3 separate regions of the Homo sapiens genome follow, and all the other regions are linked to region 1. Evidence: chromatin loops called from intact Hi-C (ENCODE). Cell type or tissue: PC-9. All regions are shown on one strand.

Evidence for each region. Hi-C counts contacts between places; a loop is a spot of excess contacts. Peaks named below come from ENCODE experiments on the same cell type or tissue, not always from the same donor. Only the 100,000 strongest peaks of a DNase experiment are listed, where the experiment ranks them.
Region 2: it touches region 1 in a loop (4-fold over the local background); 2 of 110 quality-filtered maps call a loop at or near these places.
Region 3: it touches region 1 in a loop (29-fold over the local background); 2 of 110 quality-filtered maps call a loop at or near these places.

Annotation. Positions count from the first base shown.
Region 1 is chr10:73,154,348-73,162,347 of GRCh38, forward strand. ECD (ecdysoneless cell cycle regulator) reads right to left here. Exons shown (of 14, transcript NM_007265.3): 3 at 6,087-6,204; 4 at 2,221-2,308; 5 at 1,928-2,106; 6 at 1-101. Among named protein-coding and RNA genes, the nearest start is that of ECD, 9.7 kb to the right of the region's middle. In PC-9, CTCF peaks have their summits at 4,892 (motif pointing left) and 5,092; no DNase peak of the experiment used is centred here; H3K27ac peaks cover 760 bases.
Region 2 is chr10:72,871,119-72,879,118 of GRCh38, forward strand. It overlaps MCU (mitochondrial calcium uniporter), which reads left to right. Exons shown (of 8, transcript NM_138357.3): 6 at 259-462. Among named protein-coding and RNA genes, the nearest start is that of OIT3, 19 kb to the right of the region's middle. In PC-9, CTCF peaks have their summits at 4,324 (motif pointing left) and 4,523; a DNase peak (open chromatin) is centred at 4,343.
Region 3 is chr10:72,986,673-72,994,672 of GRCh38, forward strand. No RefSeq gene overlaps it. Among named protein-coding and RNA genes, the nearest start is that of PLA2G12B, 36 kb to the left of the region's middle. In PC-9, no CTCF peak of the experiment used is centred here; no DNase peak of the experiment used is centred here.

The DNA.
Region 1 (8,000 bases):
CTGCAGCCACCAATCTGGGGCGCTGCTTTAGCACTGCCACAATGCCAGCTGGAAGGAAGCAGTGTGCTCGATGAAGTGAGGCCTGAATTTTTTCTGGGTACCTGGGACAGGTAACATAATTACTTTCATTTTACAGTATATAAATACCTATAATTCTTATACCATTCACATTCTTTTTGACATCTCTTTGTTCATCAAGAGCAGTACGTAGAGAGTGACAAGAGAGATGAAAAAAGATACTGTATATACACTTAAGAATATACGAGAGAGGGAAAGAAAAAAGTAGGAAGAAATGGAAAATAAAGAAAAGGGATTATTGTAGCTCTATAAAAACAAAACAACTTTGGGAGGCTGAGGCGGGTGGATCACGAGGTCAGGAGATTGAGGCCATCCTGGCTAACACGGTAAAACCCCATCTCTACTAAAAATACAAAAAATTAGCTGGGCGTGGTGGCATACGCCTGTAGTCCCAGCTACTCGGGAGGCTGACATAGGAGAATCGCTTGAACCCGGGAGGCAGAGGTTGCAGTGAGCCGAGATCACGCCACTGCACTCCAGCCTGGGCGACAAGAGCAAAACTCCATCTCAAAAACAAAACAAAACAAAAATACCTATTATACTTTGGAATAAAGATAAAATCAGAGTTTATTCTTCTAAAAGAATGGTACAAAGTATGCTGAAGCTAAAAGAGATTTTTATTTTTTATTTATTATTATTTTTGAGACGGAGTCTCGCTCTGTCGCCAGGCTGGAGTGCAGTGGTGCAACCTCGGCTCACTGTAACCTCCACCTCCCTGCAACCTCCACCTCCCAGGTTCAAGTGATTTTCCTGCGCTCAGTCTCCCAAGCAGCTGGGACTACAGGGGCCTGCCACCACGCCCGGCTAATTTTTTGTATTTTCAGTAGAGACGGGGTTTCACCATGTTGGTCAGGATGGTCTCGATCTCTTGACCTTGTGATCCACCCGCCCTGGCCTCCCAAAGTGCTGGGATTACAGGCGTGAGCCACCGCGCCCGGCCAAAAATATTTTTAATATTGTTAATACCTGAATGGTGCTTAATATTTAATAGGCACCCAAATTTGAATGGATGAACGAATATGTAATTAGGCTAAGACCTTTCTTTTCTGAATAAAAGCTAAAGTTTTATTCAGAAACTGAATTCTGACATAGGTCAAAGAATCCCATATACAGACCCAGAACAACAGAAAAAACCTGAGCACCTTGTTTGTGCTCCATTAGGTTTCTACTTTTTTTTTTTTTTTTTTTTTTGAGATGGAGTTTCCTACTGTCGCCCAGGCTGGAGTGCAGTGGCGTGATCTCAGCTCACTGCAACCTCCGCCTCCCGGGTTCAAGCGATTCTCCTTGCCTCAGCCTCCAAAGTAGCTGAGATTACAGGCACCTGCCACCACGCCCTGCTATTTTGTTTTTGTATTTTTAGTAGAGATGGGATTTCACTATGTTGGCCAGGCTGGTCTTGAACTCCTGACCTCATGATCCGCCCCCTGCTCAGCCTCCCAAAGTGCTGGGATTACAGGTGTGAGCCATCGCTCCAGGCCCATGAAGTTTCTATTTTTAAAGGTCTCAAATTTTTTACCCATGGATATAGCTAATACTTAGCCACAATATCTAAGGTAAATAAATGCAAAAATATTGGGACAAGATTGTAACACTTCTGAATGGGAATTTAAAGATGTATCTGTTTCCTGATTTTAAAATCTGTAAGTTTAATTTACTAGTCTATTTCATAAAGAGGAATGAAGACAAAATGAAAATTAGCATTAATCTAGGTGAAAGGTATTTTATAGTCAAAGAAAGACTGATCAACTCCAACAGAGCTTTAAGGAAAACAAACAAAAATCAAAGAAAGACTGAACTACACGAAACCAAAAGGTTCCTTAATTAGCAATGAAAGTGATATTTTTCTTACCCTCTGATGCGCCTATTCACAGCAGCTCGTATAGATTCTGAAGCAAGTATTTTTTCTGAATGTGCTGTGATTATATTCAATGCTTGTGGAATTGTTGGGGGTGTGGTGGGTAACCAAGATTCTGCTCCAGATTTTCTTGGTGCAGGGATAATACACAATTCCCCATGGCAGAAAAATACCTGCAAACGGTACATTTCAATTTTCACAGTGGGCACTGGCAAACTGCAGGTACATATGAATGTAATGCAGCATGATTTCATCTCTATAAATTTTCTAAACTTGGGTATACTTACCCTATTGGTGCTATTTTCAGGATCCAGCCATTTAGGGAGAAAGTCAGCAGCTTCTATTAACAAGAATTCACCATCATTGTCTTCAATCCTAATGCAAGAAAATTTCCAATTTTGCATTCAAAAAGCATATATCTGCTAGTAACCAAAACAGTTTCATTCTAATACATTTTCCTCTTCATCTTAGTAAATATTTGAGTATGTACTATGTGCAGATGGCTATAAGAAAGCAAAATATTTAAGATAACATTAAGCACTGAAGGAGACTGTAAGATTGTAAGGAGGAGTTGAAGGTAGATATGATAAGGAGAGAAGATAAGCAATTTACATAAAGAAATATTAGACAAAAATATGAAAATATACGAAAGTACTATAGGGTTCCAAAAGAAAAAAAAGAAACACATAGCTGAGATTAGAAAAGCCTTCATGTAGGAGGTGTTATTTGGGCCTGAAAAGATAATTATTTCTGCCTCATTTGCATCACTTTTTTTTTTTTTATTTTGGAGACGGAGTCTCGCTCTGTCACTCAGGCTAGAGTGCAGTGGTATGATCTCGGCTCACTGCAACCTCCACCTCTTGTTTTCAGGCAATTATCCTGCCTCAGCCTCCTGAGTAGTTGGGATTACAAGTGCCCGCCATCATGCCCAGCTAATTTTTGTATTTTTAGTAGAGACAGGGTTTCGCCATGTTGCCCAGGCTGGTCTCGAACTCCTGACCTCAAGTGATCCGCTCACCTCAGCCTCCCAAAGTGCTAGGATTACAGGTGTGAGCCACCACGCCCGGCCCGTATCACTTTTTTAAATTTAATTTTTTAAAATAGGTTATACATTCACATGGTTACATTTTTTAAAAAAATGTATTAAAAGTTACATGGCCAGGTGCAGTGGCTCACGCCTGTAATCCCAGCACTTTGGGAGGCCGAGGTGGGCGGATCACCTGAGGTCAGGAGCTCAAGACCAGCCTGACCAACATGGAGAAACCCCGTCTCTACTAAAAATACAAAAAAAATCAGCCAGGCGTGGTGGCCCATGCCTGTAATCCCAGCTACTCGGGAGGCTGAGGTAGGAGAATTGCTTGAACCTGGGAGGCAGAGGTTGCGGTGAGCCGAGATCGCACCATTGCATTCCAGCCTGGGCAACAAGAGCGAAACTCCATCTCAAAAAAAAAAAAAGTTACAAAATAAAAAAGTCTCCCTCCTACTTTTGTCCCTATCTGCTCAACCCTACATGCATCACTGCTGTTTCTTGTATATCCTTCTAGAGTTTGCTTACACATAATCTAACTATAGAAATATATACTTGTATTTTCTCCCTTTTTTACACAAGACATGGCATATTTTATATACTGTTATATATCGTTCTAGCTCTATACTTCTATTTTTATTATTTTATTTTATTTTATTTTATTTTATTTTTGAGACAGAGTCTCACTCTGTCGCACAGGCTGGAATGTAGTGGTGCAATCACACTCACTGCAACCTCTACCTCCTGGGCTCAAGTGATTCTCCTGCCTCAGCCTCCCGAGTAGCTGGGACCACAGGCATGGGCCACCACACATGGCTAATTTTTGTATTTTTAGTAGAGATGGGGTTTCACCATGTTGGCCAGGCTCGTCTCGAACTTCTGACCTCATGTGATGCTTCCGCTTCGACTTCCCAAAGCGTTGGGATTACAGATGTGAGCCACCGCCCCAGGCCTACAATGTATTGTGTTCTTGAAACTTGCTAAGGCAGTAGATTTTAAATGTTCGCACCACACACAAAAAAATAAGTATGTGAAGTAATGTACGTTATGAGCTCAATTCAGCCATCCTACAATATATATGTATTTCAAGACAACATGTTATACATAATAAATATATAAAATTTTTATTTATCAATTTTAAAAATAGGCTGGGCGCAGTGGCTCACACCTGTAATCCCAGCACTTTGGGAGGCTGAGGCAGGTGGATCACTTGAGGTCAGGAGTTTGAGACCAGCCTGGCCAACATGGTGAAACCTTGTCTCTACAAAAAATACAAAAATTAGCCAGGTGTGGTGGTGCACGCCCATAGCCCCAGCTACTCAGGAGGATGAGGTAAGAGAATTGCTTGAGCCCGGGAGGCAGAGGTTGCAGTGAGCCGAGATTGTTCCACTGCAGTCCAGTCTGGGCAAGAGAGTGAGAGCCTGTCTCAAAAAAATAAAATAAAATAAAATAGAGCACAGTGGCATGTGCCTGTAGTACCAGCTGCTTGGGAGACTGAGGCAGGAGGATGGCTTGAGCCCAGGAGTTCAAGTCCCGCCTGGGCAAAATAGTAAGACCCCGTCTTTAAAAAACTAAATAAATAATAAATAAATTTAAAACATTTAAAAATTTTAAATAAATTTATTTAAAGATAAAAATAAAATGAGTTATCGCTTAGATTTACATCCTGAAATATTTAAGGATCAAATGACAGCTACAGATGAAATAATAATGACCATGAGTTGGTAATTGTTGAAGCTGGATAATGGGAACATGTGGGTTCATTCTTTCTACTTTAATGTATGTTTAAAATTTAAATAATAAGTTTTCAAAGGTTTTTTTCTCCCTTCTATTTTGTTCTGTTGGGAAAGAGGTTGAGTGGGTAAAAAAAGATCAGAATTTGGGTGCTGACTAGGAAAACTAGGACAAAATATAAGTGGGCGGAACGCCCTCTGCTGGCAATACGTGGTTAATTACAGAAAACCCAGGTCCCATTTTTAACGTAATGTTACCTACTTTGCTTCCTATACAATTGTGTTCACTGACTTCTCTTTAAATTGTTTCTGTGTATGATTTCTCAAAAAATATAGCTATGGTCTAGTACAGGAATACATATTTAAAAATACGTGAAATATGTGTGTATGTGTATGAATGGAATTTTATTTTTCAAAGATCCACAAGGAATTTAATGGTGATTACTTCTGGGAAGCAAGAGCAGTAGAAACCTTTGTATCTTTTGAATTTTGTTTACCACATGTATTTGTTTTTTCATAATTAGAACTTTAAAAAGAAAACCTAAAATAAGTAGGTTTTATTTGAAATCTTTTGGAAGTTGAACTCTTTGACAGTACTTTAATTTTTTTTTTTTTTTTTTTTGAGACAGTTTCACTCTTGTTGCCCAGGCTGGAGTGCAATGGCGCGATCTCGGCTCACCGCAACCTCCGCCTCCCAGGTTCAAGCAATTCTCCTGCCTCAGCCTCCCGAGTAGCTGTGATTACAGGCATGTACCACCATGCCTGGCTAATTTTGTATTTTTAGTAGAGACAGGGTTTCTCCATGTTGAGGCTGGTCTCGAACTCCTGACCTCAAATGATCCGCCTGCCTCGGCCTCCCAAAGTGCTGGGATTACAGGTGTGAGCCACCGCGCCTGGCCGTGTACTTTAATTCTTTCTCAAGAAAAGGAAGCCACAAGAGAAGAGAAAGAAAACACAGATATGGCTGGGCGCGGTGGCTTACGCCTGTATTCCCAGCACTTTGGGAGGCCAAGGTGGGTGGATCACCTGAGGTCAGGAGCTCCAGAGACTAGCCTAGCCAACATGGTGAACCCTTGTCTCTACTAAAAATACAAAATTAGCCAGGCGTGGTGGTGCACGCCTGTAATCCCAGCTACTTGGGAGGCTGAGGCAGGAGAATCGCTTGAACCCGGAAGGTGAAGATTGCAGTGAGCCAAGATCACACCACTGCACTCCAGCCTGGGTGACAAAGCAAGACTGTCTCAAAAAAAAAAAAAAAGAGCACAGATACTATTAAAATCTGTACAATTTCCAGCAGACTACAGGAGAAAAATAAATTACTAAATAGATAAAAATGTAGTCACTTTGTTTCAGTAATAGAATTCCTTTAGAATAATTAAAATAACTACAATACCTTGCTACTAACTCTGGAAATTCCTTTGTGATCTGCTTTATTACATAAACAATAAACCATTCATCCTCAATGTTATCCCCAAACTTTGTCACGCCAAACATATGAGCAGGAACACCTCCTAAAAACAAGAGAAAAGCAACCATGTAACCAGATAAATTTGTTACTGCAAATAAAATGCACATAATCATTCAACTGAATACACATTCATTGACTGATTGCTCTAAGTACTGGGGAGCAGGGGTTGCAATCCTGAAGAAGAAGCCTACTCCTGAGGAGCTCAGGGTAAAACAAGACAACCAAATGATCTCAAAACAAGATAATGAACTCTAGAACAGGAGTGTGCAGTAACGGCTATGTGAGTATAAAGGAGGGGATATCTGTGCTATGCTTGCCTGGAGGAATGACAAGAGGTGAGCTTTCCAGAAAAATGGAAAAGTATGTGCAAAGGCACAGAGGCATGATGTATAGAGTATGTATGTATAGAGTATTCTGGGAATACCAGGACGCTAGATTTGGATGGAGCAGAAGTTTTCAAACATGTGCACTATTCACAAACACATGGAAACTAAACAACAACACACTCTTGGAATAAATCACAGGGAAATTAGAAAATATCTTGGGACAAATGAAAATGAATGCACATCATACCAAAACTTAAGGAATTCAGTGAAAGCAGTGCTAAAAAGGAAGTTTGTAGTTGTGAAAGATCTCAAATCAACAACCTATACCTCAAAAAAAAAAAACAAAAACTAAACCCAAACCTAGCATAAGGAAGGAAATAATAAACATTACAGCAGAGAGAAATATAGAGACCAGAAAAAATAATAGAAAAACAAAACAGCTGAGTTGGGTTTTTTTTAAAAGATTGACAAACTATTAACTTGATTAACCAGGAATAAGAGCAAATACTCAAATAACTAAAATCGGAAATGAAAGAGGGGACAGTACAACTTATGTCATAGAAATAAGAAGGATAAGAGAATTCTATGAACAATGGTATACCAGTAAGTTGGATAACCTATAAGAAATTGACAAATTCCTAGAAACACAACCTGTCAAGACTGGATCATGAGAAATACAAAAATCTGAACAGATCTATAACTAGTAAGGAGATTGAATCAATAATCCAAAAGCTCCTAACAAAGAAAAGCTGGCTTCACCGGGGAATTCTTCCAAACATTTAAAGAATTTGACACCAATCCTCCTCAAAATCTTCCAAAAAAATAAAAGGGAGGGAATTCCCAAATTCCTTCTGAGGCCAGCATTACCCTAATACCAAAGCCAGACAAAGACAATATGAGAAAGCTGTAGATCAATATCCCTGATGAGTATCAATGCAGAAATCCTTAACAAAATATCAGCAATCTGAATTCAACAACACATTAAATAGATTATTCACCACGACCAAGCGAGATTTATTCCTGGGATGCAAGGATGGTTCAACACACGAAAATCAATGTACAGTTAATATCCCACATTAACAGAATGAAGGTCAAACAAGTGCATTACAGAGTGTCTCAAGAGCTGCCATGGCAAACAATAGGTAGAAGAACAGCCCAACCAACTCTTCTTCTCCCCACCCCAGATCTCAAGTTTCTTCAACTAGAGAACTCCAATTAAAGTAACTATTTTTGTCTATATTAGACTTTGATTTAAATTTCATCTTGAAGCAATGGGAACTACTGAAGGATATTAAGCAGGAGAGTGACACAATCAAATTTGTGTTTTACAAACATAACCAGCAACAGTGTTAGGAACTAGAAAGACAGGAACCAGAGAGGTAAGTTAGGAGGCTGTTGTTGTTTTCCAGATGTAGAGATAAAGAGGGTCTACACTGAAGCCAAATAGATGTAGAGAAGGGGTCATATTTTAGAAGCATTCAGGATTTAGCATCTGACTGAACATGGTGAAGTG
Region 2 (8,000 bases), 280 kb before region 1:
TGAACTCCTGGGCTCAAGCAAGCTTCCCGCCTTGGCCTACCAAAATGCTGGGATTACAGATGTGAGCCACTGCACCTGGCCTAAGATATTTTATTCAGTGAAAACTGCAGATACTATTTAGGAAGACAAGCTATATTTACTAGAATTGAGACTTGTGTCTTGATGATGAGCCCTGTTTCTTTAGTGAACATAGAACAGTTTAAGCCTTTTTAGATTGGTTTTATGTCAAAATGCCTTATGATTATGTGTGCCCAATAGGTACGAATTGAGATTAGCAGAAAAGCTGAGAAGAGGACCACTTTGGTGCTATGGGGTGGCCTTGCCTACATGGCCACACAGTTTGGCATTTTGGCCCGGCTTACCTGGTGGGAATATTCCTGGGACATCATGGAGCCAGTAACATACTTCATCACTTATGGAAGTGCCATGGCAATGTATGCATATTTTGTAATGACACGCCAGGTAAGAATTCTCTTCAAGTAACTTTTTATGAGATAGTAATAAAGTTTTGATTGTCAAAAGAGTTCTTTTTTCTCATCTTCTAAAGCCAGTTTTCTTTAAGTACTCATCCTTTACACATACACACACATGTGCCACTTGTGTATTAGGCAATATTCTAAGCAAGTGCTGTAGATGGAGAGGTAGATATAAGACATGACTTCCACCCTCATGGAGCTCACAAACTATTAAGAAAGCCATGTAGACCATTAAATTCAGAGAAATATACTACAGTAAGGTATAGAATAAGTGGACAAAGGAGCAGAATGATCAGCTGTAGGATAACCTGTTCAGCTGTGTTGCTTGGCTTTTTAAGTACTGTGGGAAAAGTCCCATGCTTTTTATTTTTATTGAGTTTTTGGAATGGAGAATTGGTGATAACTAATCAAATACTTAAACTAAACTCAGAAATCCTCCTAAGTATGTTGAAAGGAAAGGTGTTGTTGTTGTTGTTGTTTCCATTATGGAAGAGAGCTGAGAATTAGATACCTAATTACTTAATACTCAAGTCTATTCTTTTTTTATTGATACATAATAATTGTACATATTTTGAGGGTGTCTGTGCATGTATACAACATATATACATGTGTAATGATCAAATCAGGGTAAATGGCATATCTCCCTCAAACATGTATTATTTTTTTTTTGTTGGGGACATTCCAAATCCTTTCTTCTAGCTGTTTTGAAATATCCAATAAATTGTTGTTAACTATTGAACACTAGAGCTTATTCCTCCTATCTAACTGTAATTTTGTACCATTAACTAACTTTTCCCTATCCCCTTCTCTCCTCTACCCTTCCCAGCCTCTGGTAAACATTATTCTCCTCTCTACTTCTGTGGGTTCAACTTCTATGGGATCAGCTTTTTTAGCTCCCACATATGAGTGAGAACATGTGGTAGTTGTCTTTCTGTCCCTGGCCTATTTCATTAAATATAATGTCCTCCAGCCTTATCCATTTTGCTGCAAAGGACAGGATATCATTCATTTTATTGCTAAGTAATATTCCATTGTGTATATGTACCACATTTTCTTTATCCATTCATCCCTGGATGGGCACTTAGGTTGATTCTGTATCTTAGCTATTGTGAATAGTGCTGCGGTAAACATAGGAGTGCAGATATAGCTTTAACATACTGATTTCCTTTCCTTTGGATATATGCCCACTAGTGGGATTGCCAGATTGATTGTATGATATTTCTATTTTTCGTTTTTTTGAGGAGGCTCCCTACTGTTTTCCATAATGGCTATACTAATTTACATTCCCAGCATTTCTCCACATCCTCACCAGCATTTGATATTCTTTTTCTTTTTTATTATAGCCATTTTAACTGGAATGAGATGATATTTCATTGTGGGTTTTTTTATTTGTTTGTTTTTGTTTTTTTGTTTTTTGGGTTTTTTTTTTTTTTTTTTTTTTTGAGATGGAGTCTCGCTCTATTGCCCAGGCTGGAGTACAATGGCACGATCTCGGCTCACTGCAAGCTCCGCCTCCTGGATTCACACCATTCTCCTGCCTCAGCCTCCTGAATAGCTGGGACTACAGATGCCCGCCACCACGCCCGGCTAATTTTTTGTATTTTTAGTAGAGACGGGGTTTCACCGTCTTAGCCAGGATGGTCTCGATCTCCTGACCTCGTGATCCACCTGCCTCGGCCTCCCAAAGTGCTGGGATTACAGGCGTGAGCGACCGTGCCCTGCCTTCATTGTGGTTTTGATTTGTATTCCCTGATGATTAGTGACTCTGAGCATTTCCTCATATACCTATTAGTCATTTGTATGTCTTCTTTTGAGAAATGTCTATTCAGATCTTTTGCCTATATTTTAATTGGATAGTTTATTTTTTTGCTATTGAGTTGTTTGAGTTCCTTGTATATTCTGATATAAATCCTGTGTCATATGAATAGCTTTTGCAAATGTTTTCTCCCAGTTCTGTAGGTTGTCTCCTCACTCTGCTGACCGTTTCCTTTGCCGTACAAGAGCTTTTTAGTTTGATATAATCCCATCTGTCTATTTTGACTTGTGTTGCCTGTGCTTTTTGAGGTCTTACAAAAAATCTTTGCCCAGACCAATGTCTGGAAGGTTTCCCCAATGTTTTCTTCTAGTAGTTTCATAGTTCAGGTCTTAGATTGAAGTCTTTAATACATTTTGATTTGATTTTTTGTATGGAGAGAGGGGGATCTACTTTCATTCTTCGGCATATGGTTATCTAGTTTTCCCAGCATCATTTATTTAAAAGATTGCCTTTTCCCCATTGTGGGTTCGTGGTGCCTTTGTCAAAGATGATTGGCTATAAATGCTTGGATTGATATCTGGATTCTCTATTCTGTTTCTTTGGTCTATGTGTCTGTTTTTATGCCAGTACCATGCTATTTTGCTTACTGTAGCTTTGTAGTAAATTTTGACATCAGGTAGTATGATGCCTCTAGCTTTGTTCTTTTCGCTCAGGATTGCTCTGGCTGTTCAAGGTTTTTTCTGGTTCTGCATAGTTTTTAGAATTTTTTTCCTATTTCTGTGAAGAGTATAATTGGTATTTTGATAGGGAATGCATCAAATGTGTACATGGTTCAGGGTAGTGTTGATTTATTCTTTATCAACCGAGGCTCCTTTATTGAATACCAGTATCTAGAACTAATTTTTATTGTCAGTGCCGTTTTAAATATCTTGGAATTCCAGTGTCACTTTAGGAAGTATGAAGATTTAGCATTACTTTCAGTTATTATTATAATATACCATCATAGATCCAACCTAGCACTCCCTTTAATATCAAATATTTGAAATACCTGAGACATCGGAAAAGCTTTTTCTGTTTTCTTAGTTATCAGAAGAAAGCTGAGAGTTGCATCTCATATTTAATATGGCTGCTATTGAACATACGCATTTTCTTTCTGTTGTTAGATTAGTGGTCACAGCCTATTTGTGTTTGGGGAAATGATAGCACAAGAATGTTATTTAACTTTTCTTGGCCTCCCAAATGTGTCTAATAGAGAAGAAAGTAAACTGTTTTATGTCTTACAATTGCTTGCCCAGAATTTTTAGCACCTAGTTGCATGTCTGGCTCATACTAGTCACTGTGAACGAACTGAACAGTCACATCATTCTTATCTGATCACAGCTCTGGGCATGGATAACAACCATGTTTTCAGCCAAACACTAATATTTTTCCAGTTATACCTTGAATCTAAAGATCACCCTTGATATATCTCTTGCTGATTAATTGGGTACAAAATAGTGGTATTTCCTTGTGGACTTTCCATTTCCTTGATTACTGAAGAGGTGAAGCATTCTTTCCACTGTGAGATACCCATACCTTTTGCTTGGTCATTACTATTAAGTACGTTTTGCTAAGCCTAATTATGTGTCCAGCATTTTACATCTAGTAACATAAGTACATCTATTCACATATTTAATCTCAACCCTATAAGTATTAATATATCGCCATTCCATAGATGAGGAAACTGAGTCTCCAAGAGGATAAGTAATCTGCCCAAACATTATATCTAGTACACTGTAGGACAAGGAATTGAATCCAGATTTGTGTGGCTCTGTAGGCTGCTCACTTTCCACTCAATTATGCTGCCTTCTGTTGACTTCATTTATGAGGAGTAACTTTTGAAAACTATAATTAGAATAGATACAGAATAGAAATAAAAATATATTGGGGAAATAATTATTACTTCTTACAAAGGGCTGTTTTGTAAATGTTTTCTGTATTAGACTTGAATACAGTGTTACCACTTTCTCCCTTCTCGTCATGCTGTAGAATCTTTAATGCCCTACCTGTCCTACTAGTTAAATGCTCCATTCTGTGATTACCAAAATAGTCTTGCTGCCCCCAAGTGACAAGTTGCAAAATAGCAGTAGTAAATAATTTAGTCACTATTCACTTATGAATAGGAAAACAGTGACCAAATAAAATGTAAATAGTTTTCATATTAAATATTTTTACTAACATACCCATCTTATTACCTCTGAAGCAAATGCCTGTTCAATGGCATTTAAACTCTTCTAAACTGCTGTTACTATGAGTTGCTGTACTTGTTAACAGTCTAAATATATCCCAATAGTATGTTAAGTTCCAAAGAATCTTTTTAAGATGGCAAGCTCCTTGAAATCATAAAATCAAATGGAATATTGAGTTTTGCTGATTAATATTTCAGTAGAACCTGAGTACTGATTTCTATTATGTGGAAAAGGAGCTGGGCAGTAAGACTTGCCTGTGGGAGCTGTGTCAGCGTGCAGGTGGACCAGCCGTCCCACCATCTGGCCCATGCCTTTTCAATGAAGGGGATGATGTTGCCTCATAGGAGTGAGCATTGATTCTTGGGGAGTAAAAACATATTGCATATTATAATGCATAAACAGATAAACAGTATATTAAACCTCCTGTGGGAAGGAGGAGTAATCAGGAAAAAAATGCCTTAAAAAGCTACTTAGGGTGGCAATAATGAAAAAAGTGTTGATAAATAGTGACCTAGCCTTTAATACCCTTTACCTCCTCAATTCCAATAACCGTCATTTATATTGTACTCCGGCAAACCACTTCAATGGCTGTTCAGGGCCTTCTTTCCTAGAACTGTCCCACTTATAATATAAATTAGTATGTTAATTTCTGATAATTTATTTTCTTTCTAGACCTTTTATTCACTCACTCACTCCTTTGACCTCATCCAGACCTTTAAGCTACTGGCATCTTTCCCTTAACTTTTTACTGTCACCTTCCTCCTGTATCACTTCCTTTTCTATCCAATTTAAACTGTGTTGCCATTCTCTTCTTAGTATGCTACCATCCCTGCCCTTTTGTCTTTTACAGTATGTACTCTATAAACTCCTAATATTGGACTAATCTAGACCTTTATCCTATCTATATCTAGGCTATTAAATATTACTAGAGAGAAAGCATGTCATAGTGTAGAATGGGCCACTGCTTGTGTTTTTAATCATATTTTCTTCCCTCATATCCCCATAGTAGTTATTCTAAGACTTCACATCAAGATCCCCATCCCACCCTTAACCTTCTCCTAGAAAATTGAAGTTAACAGTTAGAAGCTTTCTAATTCTTAAAACTGTAAATGCAACTGTATCTGTACTGAATTTTACACGATTTCCATCAAATTCCAAGAAGAGGTGGCATTTTCCTATTTAGGGCTAGCCCCTCCACATGTTCTTAATCCCATTCCTTCCTCCTAGTATCTTATTCCAGTTTCTTTTTTGTGTTCCCTGTGTTTTTAACCTCTCCCTCTGTGACTTTCTTTCTTTCCTAACAAAACTGTCTGCATCTTCTCTCACTTAGTATCAAATCACAGTTTTTTTTTTTTTTTTTTGAGACAGGGTTTTACTCTGTCTCCTAGGCTAGAATGCAGTGGCATAATCACAGCTCACTGAAGCATCTACCTCTCAGACCCAAGCAATTCTCCCACCTCAGCCTCATGAGTACCTGAGACCATAGGCATGTGCCACCATGCCCAGCTAATTTTTTAAATATTTTGTAGACAGGGTTTCCCTACATTGCCCAGGCTGGTCTCAAACTCCTGAGCTCCAGTGATCCTCCGCCTCAGCCTCTCAAAATACTAGGATTACAGGCATGAGCCACTGCACTTAGCCCAAATCACAGAAATTTTAGAATAGAGTCTAGCACATAGTTGCTCAGTAAATGATTGTTGCCCGAAAGAGGAAGCACAGAAAGATTTGAATAAACTTAGTGTGTATATTTGCATCCTAAGCAAACATAGGTGAATAGCCTAGTAGCAGCATGTTAGATGAATGTAGAGGGCTTTCCCTCAAGTTCTTAATCCACTAATTATCCCTTCAGTTGATTCAGACCTCGATTTTATTCATTTTAAAAAGGCTTCCACAAACCCTTTAGCTATCAGTCATCCAATATCTATTATCTATCATCATCAATAACTAAATATTTACTCTGGTTCTAGTTGTGGCATACTAGGCAATCAATCAGTCCTTCCACCAAGAAAAGTTAGAATTGTTAGACAAAACATAATACACATCTGTTTAAAGATACTAGAGAACTAACAAAATAGCAAAAATTGCTAGGTAAGGGTCTAAATAAGAGGAGTCCCAGGAAGATGAGACTAGTATTTAGGTGTGCTTTTTCCTCTGGGGATTTATGCTAATTGAGGAGAGTATAGTGGAGAGGCCAAGAAGCTGAGCCACACTTGTTAGCCTAGAGGAACCAAAGCCTTAGAGATTGGTGTCTAATGATCACTAAAGTAGGCGAAACAGAAACCATCTTGCTTTGATTTGGAACCTGTAAAGGCTACCATTGTAGAATAAGGATTCACCTAGTATAGGCTCTTTCAGGTACTGTAGCTCATCTTTCATTCATCTCAATCCTGTAAATTAGATTGAGGTAGTCCTGGAATACTGGTAATCCCCGAGTGCTGATGCTCACAGGTTTCATGCAGAAGCAAACATAAATCATCCCTGGGAGGAGATAACATTATTCTAAACCTTAAATTATTTCTACAAATAATTTTGCTTTTTTTTTTTTTTTTTTTTTTTTTGAGACAGAGTCCTACTCTGTTGCCCAGGTTGGAGTACAGTGGCACAATCATGGCTTACTGTAGCCTCATACTCCCAGGCTCAAGCAGCCCTCCCTCTTAGCTTCCTGAGTAGCTGGGACTACAAGCACATATCACCATGCCCAGCTAGGATTTTTTGGCATTTTTTGTAGAGCTGTGGTTTCTCCATGTCACTCTGACCGGTCTCAAACTCCTGGGCTCAAGCGATCTGCCTGCCTCAGCCTCCCAAAGTGCTGGATTACAGGCATGAGCCACCATGCCTGGCCAGTTTTGCAGATATTAAATTAGACATACAATAAAAATAAGCAGATACACAATACCTACAGAAACAATAGACATTACAAACAGACACAAGGACTCCAGATATTGGTATTATCAGACATAGCCTTTAAAATAATTATACTTACTATATTCAGGGAGATAAACAACAAGGTTGAGAATATTGGCAGATAACTTGATTTTTTGTTTAAAGAACCCATTGAAAAATTTTAGAAGTGAAATATAATGGATGGGTTTAATAGCAGATTAGACATAACAAAAGACAGAAATAGTGACCTTGAGTAAGGCACAAGAAACTATTCAAAATGAAGTGTGCAGATACAGAAAGATGTAAAATATAGGAAAGGGTAAGAGACACAGTATACAGTGGAAAGGCCTAATATGTATTTAATTTTATTGGAGTCTCAGAAGGAGAAGAGAAAGAGGATGGGAAGAAACAATATTTAAATAAAGAGTTAATGGCTGAGAATTTTCCAAAATGATGAAAGACATCCATTTACAGATTTAAGAATCCCAACCAATACCAGCCAATATAAAAAAGGAAATCTGACTGGGCGCGGTGGCTCACACCTGTAATCCCAGCACTTTGGGAGCCCAAGGTGGGTGGATCACTTGAAGCCAGGGGTTTGAGACCAGCCTGGCCAACATGGCGAAACCCCTTCTCTACTAAGAATACAAAAATTAG
Region 3 (8,000 bases), 170 kb before region 1:
CACCAGGATATAGAACATTTTAATCACCCCAGAATGTCTCTTGTGCACCTTTCATGTCAATTCCCACCCTACTCCCACCCCACTGTTGCCCGTGGCAAACAGTGATCTACTTTTTAATCACTATAAATTTCTTTCCTACAGTGTCATATAAATGTAACTATAGAGTATTTACTCTTTCATGCCTGGCTTCTTTCACTCAGCATTTTTGGAGATTCATATATATCATTGTATATATCACTACTAGTTCATTTTATTACTGAGTATTACTCTAAATGGCAATACCATAGTTTGATTACTCATTTCACTGTGGATAGAAATTTGGGTTGTTTCTAGTTCAGGGCCATTATGAATAATGCTGCTGTGAAGACTCATGAGTCTTTATATGTACACATTGTCAATTCTCTTCAGGGAAAAAACCTAGGAATGGAATTCATGGGTTATATGAGAAGTACACAGTCAATCCTTGGTATATACACAGGGGATTCCTCCAGGACCTCCCATGTATACCAAAATCCATGCATCCTCAAGTTTCTCAGTCAGCTCTGTGGAACACGCATATTTGAAAAGTCAGACCTCCATATATGTGGGTTTTGCATCCTGCAAATATGTATTATTTTCCACCTGTGTTTCACTGAAAAAAAAAACCCAGTTCAAACCCATGTTGTTTAAGGGTCAACTGTATATTTAACTTCATAAGAGACTGCAAAACTGCTTGCTAAAGTGGTTGTACCATTTTGCATTTCCACCAAGAGTGTATGAGTTCCAGTGGTTCCATATCCTGCATTGTCAGTCTTTTTAATTTTAGCCAGTAGAGTGAGTGTGTAGTAGTATCTTACTGTGATTTCAGTTTGCATTTCCTTGATGACCAATGATCTTAAGCATCTTTTCATATGCTTTGTAGTTATTCACATATCTTCTTTAGTGAAAGCACCTATTAAAATCTTTGCCCTTTTTAAATTGAACTGTCTCAATCTGGATACAAGTCCTTTTTCAGACACACACACACACACACACACACACACACACACACACATTTTCTTCTAGTCTGCATCTTGCCATTTCATTTTCTTAAGTGACTTTCAAAAAGAAGAACTTTCAAATATTGGTAAACTCCAGTGTATTTTTTCTTTTATGGTTAATGCTTTTTTGTTGTTGTTTTTTTCTGGTTTGTTTGTTTAATAGAACAGGGTCTCACTATATTGCCCATGCTGGTCTTGAACTCCTGACCTCAAGTGACATTCCTGCCTCAGCCTCCCAAAGTGCTAGGATTACAGGCATGAGCCACCACACCTGGCTGAGGTTAATGCTTTTTATGTCCTAAGAAACTACTGCCTATCCCGAAGTCAAAAGTATTTTTTTCCTAAGTTTTTATAGTTGTAACTTTCACATTCAGGTATATAATTCATTTCAACTTATTTTTTGTATATAGCATGAAGTAAAGGTTATGGCTTGATAGACACATAGGTGGTAGACAGATAACCAATTTGTTCCAGTTACACTTGTTGAAAGGTATCCATTTTCTATTGAATTGTATTGACTCCTTTGCGGACAATCAGTTGAACGCGTATGTGTTTGTCTCTTTCTGGACTTTCTATTTTGTGCCATTGATCTATATGTCTATTCTTAGAATAATAACACTATCTTCACTTACTGTTGCTTTATAAAAAGTCTTTAGGCCGGGCACGGTAGCTCATGCCTGTAATCCCAGCACTTTGGGAGGCCAAGGTGGGTGGATCACTTGAGGTCAGGAGTTCAAGACCAGTCTGGCCAACATGGTGAAACCCCCATCTCTACTAAAAATACAAAAATTAATTAGCTGGGCGTGGTGGCAGGAACCTGTAATCTCAGCTACTTGGGAGGCTGTGGCAGGAGAATTGCTTGATTCCGGGAAGTGGAGGTTGCAGTGAGCTAACGCTGCTGCACCCAACCTGGGGGACAGAGTAAGACTCTGTCTCACCAAAAAAAAAAAAAAAAAAAAAAAGTCTTTAAATTAGGTCATGTGAATCTTCCAACTTTATTCCTTTTCTTCCCCCGCTAATTGTCATCTTTATTCTGGATCCTTTGTATTTCCGTATAAATTTTAGGATAAGGCAAGCATGATAGTTCATGCCTATAATCCCAACTACTCAGGAAGCTGACGTGGGAGGATTGCTTGAGCCCAGGAGTTCAAGGCTGCAGTGAGCTATGATCGTGCTACAGCATTTCAGTCTGGGCAACAGAGCAAGACCCTGTCTCTTTAAATAAATTTTTTGTTTTAGAATGAGACTATTTTTAAAAAATCTGCTTGGATTTTTATTGGGATTGTCTTGAATATATAGGTTAATTTGGGGAAAGCAAAATTGAGTCCTCTGATCTGTGAACATGATACCTATCTCCATTTATTTAGAACTTCTCTAATATTTCTCAGCAATGTTTTATAGTTTTCAATATACAGTTCTTATACATATTTTGTTAAATTTAAATCTAAGTGTAACATTTTTCAGGCTATCATACTGTTTTTTAAATTCAGTTTTTAATTCGTTTTTGTATATGGACTTTGTATTCTACACTCTTGTTAACCTCTGTTCATTTTTAAAAACTCTTTTGTAGATTCTCTAGGAATTTTTTTTCTAACCAACACAATCATGTCACATATGAATAAAGACTACTACTTTAATTCTTCCTTTCTGAGGTGTGTGCCTTTTATTTCTGTTTCTTACGTTATTGCGTTAACCCGGATTTCTAGTTCAATGTTAAGTAGGAATGGAGGAAAGCAGATATTGTTGACTTATTCCAAACATAGGGAGAAGGCATTCTGTCCTTTACCGTTTAAATATGCTAAAATAAGATTCTTATAAATGCCTTTTATCAAGTTGAGGAAATTTCTGTCCCTTGCTATTTAAAAAAAAATCATGAGGGGCGTTCCAAGATGGCTGAATAGGAACAGCTCTGGTCTGCAGCTCCCAGTGTGATCAACACAGAAGATGGGTGATTTCTGCATTTCCAAGGGAGGTACCTGGTTCATCTCATTGGTACTGGTTGGACAGTGGGGGCAAGCCAAAGCAGGGCGGGGCATCACCTCATCCGGGAAGCACAAGGGGTCAGGGAATTTCCCTTTCTTAGCCAAGGGAAGCCGTGACAGACTACCTGGAAAGGGACACTCCCACCCAAATACAGCACTTTTTCCAAGGTCTTAGCAACCGGCAGACAAGGAGATTCTCTCCCATGCATGGCTCGGTGGGTCCCACGCCCACAGAGCCTTGTTCACTGCTAGCACAGCAGTCTGAGATCAGCCTGCTAGGCTGCAGCCAGGCAGGGGGAGGGGGCGTAGCCATTGCTGAGGCTTGAGTAGGTAAACAAAGCAGCCGGGAAGCTCAAGCTGGGTAGAGCCCACCACAGCTCAACAAGGCCTACTGCCTCTACACTCCACCTCTGTGGGCAGGGCATAGCTGAACAAAAGCCAGCAGACAACTTCTGCAGACTTAAACGTCCCTGTCTGACAGCTCTGAAGAGAGCAGTGGTTCTCCCAGCACAGCATTTGAGCTCTAAGAATGGAAGACTGCCTCCTCAAGAGGGTCTCTGACCCCCGTGTAGCCTAACTGGGGACACCTCCCAGTAGGGGCCGACAGACACCTCCTATAGGCGGCTGCCCCTCTGGGATGAAGCTTCCAGAGGAAGGATCAGGCAGCAATATTTGCTGTTCTGCAATATTTGCTGTTCTGCAGCCTCCACTGGTGATACCCAGGCAAACAGGGTCTGGAATGGACCTCCAGCAAACTCCAACAGACCTGCAGCTGAGGGACCTGACTGTTAGAAGGAAAACTAACAAACAGAAAGGAATAGCATCAACATCAACAAAAAGGTCATCTACACCAAAACCTCATCTGTAGGTCACCAACATCAAAGACCAAAGGTAGACAAAACCACAAAGATGGGGAGAAACCAGAGCAGAAAAGCTGAAAAATACAAAAATCAGAGTGCCTCTTCTCCTACAAAGGATCGCAGCTCCTTGCCCGCAACGGAACACAGCTGGATGGAGAATGACTTTGACAAGTTGACAGAAGTAGGCTTCAGAAGGTCAGTAATAACAAACTTCTCCAAGCTAAAGGAGGATGTTTGAACCCATAGCAAGGAAGCTAAAACCCTTGAAAAAAGGTTAGATGAATGGCTAATTAGAACAAACAGTGTAGAGAAGACCTTAAATGACTTGATGGAGCTGAAAACCATGGCACAAGAACTTCATGATGCATGCACAAGCTTCAATAGCCGATTCAATCAAGTGGAAGAAAGGGTATCAGTGATTTAAGATCAAATTAATGAAATAAAGCAAGAAGACAAGGTTAGAGAAAAAAAGAATAAAATGAAATGAACAAAGCCTCCAAGAAATATGGGACTATGTGAAAAGACCAAATCTACGTTTAATTGGTATACCAGAAAGTGATGGGGAGAATGGAACCAGGTTGGAAAATACTGTTCAGAATATCCAGGAGAACTTCCCCAACCTAGCAAGGCAGGCCAACATTCAAATTCAGGAAATAGAGAGACCACCACAAAGATATTCCGTGAGAGGAGCAACTCCAAGACACATAATTGCCAGATTCACCAAGGTTGAAATGAAAGAAAAAGTGTTAAGGGCAGCCAGAGAGAAAGGTCGGGTTACCCACAAAGGGAAGCCCATTAGACTAACAGTGGATCTCTCAGCAGAAACCCTACAAGCTGGAAGAGAGTGGGGGCCAATATTCAGCATTCTTAAAAGAATTTTCAACCCAGAATTTCATATCCAGACAAACTAAGCTTCGTAAGTGAAGGAGAAATAAAATCCTTTACAGACAAGCAAATGCTGAGAGATTTTGTCACCACCAGGCCTGCCTTACAAGAGCTCCTGAAGAAAGCACTAAACATGGAAAGAAACAACCAGCACCAGCCACTGCAAAAACATGCCAAATTGTAAAGACCATTGATGCTATGAAGAAAAAACATCAATTAACGGGCAAAATAACCAGCTAACATCATAATGACAGGATCAAATTCACACATAACAATATTAACCTTAAATGTAAATGGGCTAAATGCCCCAATTGAAAGACACAGACTGGCAAATTGGATAAAGAGTCAAGACCCATCAGTGTGCTGTATTCAGGAGACCCATCTCATGTGCAAAGATGCACATAGGCTCAAAATAAAGGGATGGAGGAAATCTACCAAGCAAATGGAAAGAAAAAAAAAAAAAAAAAAACAAAAAAAAAAAACCAGTGGTTGCAATCCTAGTCTCTGACAAAACAGACTTTAAACCAACAAAGATCAAAAGAGACAAAGATGATCATTACATAATGGTAAAGGGATCAATTCAACAAGAAGAGCTAACTATCCTAAACATGTATATATGCACCCAATACAGGGGCACCCAGATTCATAAAGCAAGTCCTTAGAGACCTACAAAGAGACCTAAACTCCCACACAATAATAATGGGAGACTTTAACACCCCACTGTCAATATTAGACAGATCAATGAGACAGAAGGTTAACAAGGATATCCAGGACTTGAACTCAGCTCTGCACCAAGCGGACCTAATAGACATCTACAGATCTCTCCACCCTAAATCAACAGAATATACATTCTTCTCAGCACATCACACTTATTCTAAAATTGACCACATAATTGGAAGTAAAGCACTCCTCAGCAAATGTTAAAGAACAGAAATCACAACAATCTGTCTCTCAGACCACAGTGCAATCAAATTAGAACTCAGGATTAAGAAACTCACTCAAAACCACTCAACTACATGGAAACTGAACAACTTGCTCCTGAATGACTACTGGGTACATAACGAAATGAAGGCAGAAATAAACATGTTCTTTGAAACCAATGAGAACAAAGACACAATGTACCAGAATCTCTGGGACACATTTAAAGCAGTGTGTAGAGGAAAATTTATAGCACTAAATGCCCACAAGAGAAAGCAAGAAAGATTTAAAATCGACACCCTAACATCACAACTAAAAGAACAAGAGAAGCAAGAGCAAACACATTCAAAAGCTAGCAGAAGGCAAGAAATAACTAAGATCAGATCAGAACTGAAAGAGATAGAGACACAAAAAACCCTTCAAAAAAATCAATGAATCCAGGAGCTGGTTTTTTTTTTTTGAAAAGATCAACAAAATTGATAGACAGCTAGCAAGACTAATAAAGAAGAAAAGAGAGAAGAATCAAATAGACACAATAAAAAATGATAAAGGGGATATCACCACCGATCCCACAGAAATACAGACTACCATCAGAGAATGTTATAAACACTGCTACGCAAATAACTACAAAATCTAGAAGAAATGGATAAATTCCTGGACACACACACCCTCCCAAGACTAAACCAGGAAGCAGTTGAATCTCTGAATAGACCAATAACAGGCTCTGAAATTGAGGCAATAATTAATAGCCTACCAACCAAAAAAAGTCCGGGACCAGAAGGATTCACAGCCGAATTCTTCCAGAGGTAGAAAGAGGAGCTAGTACCCTTCCTTCTGAAACTATTCTAATCAATAGAAAAAGAGGGAATCCTCCCCTAACTCATTTTATGAGGCCAACATCATCCTGATACCAAAGCCTGGCAGAGACACAACAAAAAAACAGAATTTTAGACCAATATCCCTGATGAACATCAATGCAAAAATCCTCAATAAAATACTGGCAAACTGAATCCAACAGCACATCAAAAAGCTTATCCACCACGATCAAGTCAGCTTCATCCTTGGGATGCAAGGCTGGTTCAACATACGCAAATTGCCGGGCGCGGTGGCTCACGCCTGTAATCCCAGCACTTTGGGAGGCTGAGGTGGGTGGATCACGAGGTCAAGAGATGGACACCATCCTGGCTAACACGGTGAAACCCCGTCTCTACTAAAAATAGAAAATATTAGCCAGGCGTGGTGGCGGGCGCGTGTAGTCCCAGCTACTCAGGAGGCTGAGGCAGGAGAATGGCGTGAACATGGGAGGCGGAGCTTGCAGTGAGCTGAGATCGCACCACTGCACTCCAGCCTGGGCAACAGAGTGAGACTCCATCTCAAAAAAATAAATAAATACGCAAATCAATAAACGTAATCCATCACATAAACAGAACCAATGACAAAAACCACATCAGTATCTCAATAGATGCAGAAAAGGCCTTTGACAAAATTCAACAGCCCTTCATGCTAAAAACTCTCAATAAACTAGGTATTGATGGAACATATCTCAAAATAATAAGAGCTATTTATGACAAACCCACAGCCAATATCATACTGAATGGGCAAAAACTGGAAGCACTGTTTGAAATCCGGCACAAGACAAGGATACCCTCCCTCACCACTCCTATTCAACATAGTGTTGGAAGTTCTGGCCAGGGCAATAAGGCAAGAGAAAGAAATAAAGGGTATTCAATTAGGAAAACAGGAAGTCAAATTGTCCCTGTTTGCAGATGACATGATTGTATATTTAGAAAACCCCATTGTCTCAGCCCAAAATCTCCTTAAGCTGATAAGCAACTTCTGCAAAGTCTCCAGATACAAAATCAATGTGCAAAAATCACAAGCATTCCTATTCACCAATAACAGCCAAATCATGAGTGAACTCCCATTCACAATTGCTACAAAGAGAATAAAATACCTAGGAATCCAACTTACAAGGGATGTGAAGGACCTCTTCAAGGAGAACTACAAACCACTGCTCAACGAAATAAGAGGACACAAACAAATGGAAGAACATTCCATGCTCATGGATAGGAAGAATCAATATCCTGAAAATGGCCATAGTGCCCAAAGTAATTTATAGATTCAATGCCATCCCCATCAAGCTACCAATGACTTTCTTCACAGAATTGGAGAAATCTACTTTAAAGTTCATATGGAACCAAAAAAGGGCCCACATAGCCAAGACAATCCTAAGCCAAAAGAACAAAGCTGGAGGCATCATGCTACCTGACTTCAAACTATACTACAAGGCTACAGTAACCAAAACAGCATGGTAGTGGTACCAAAACAGAGAGATA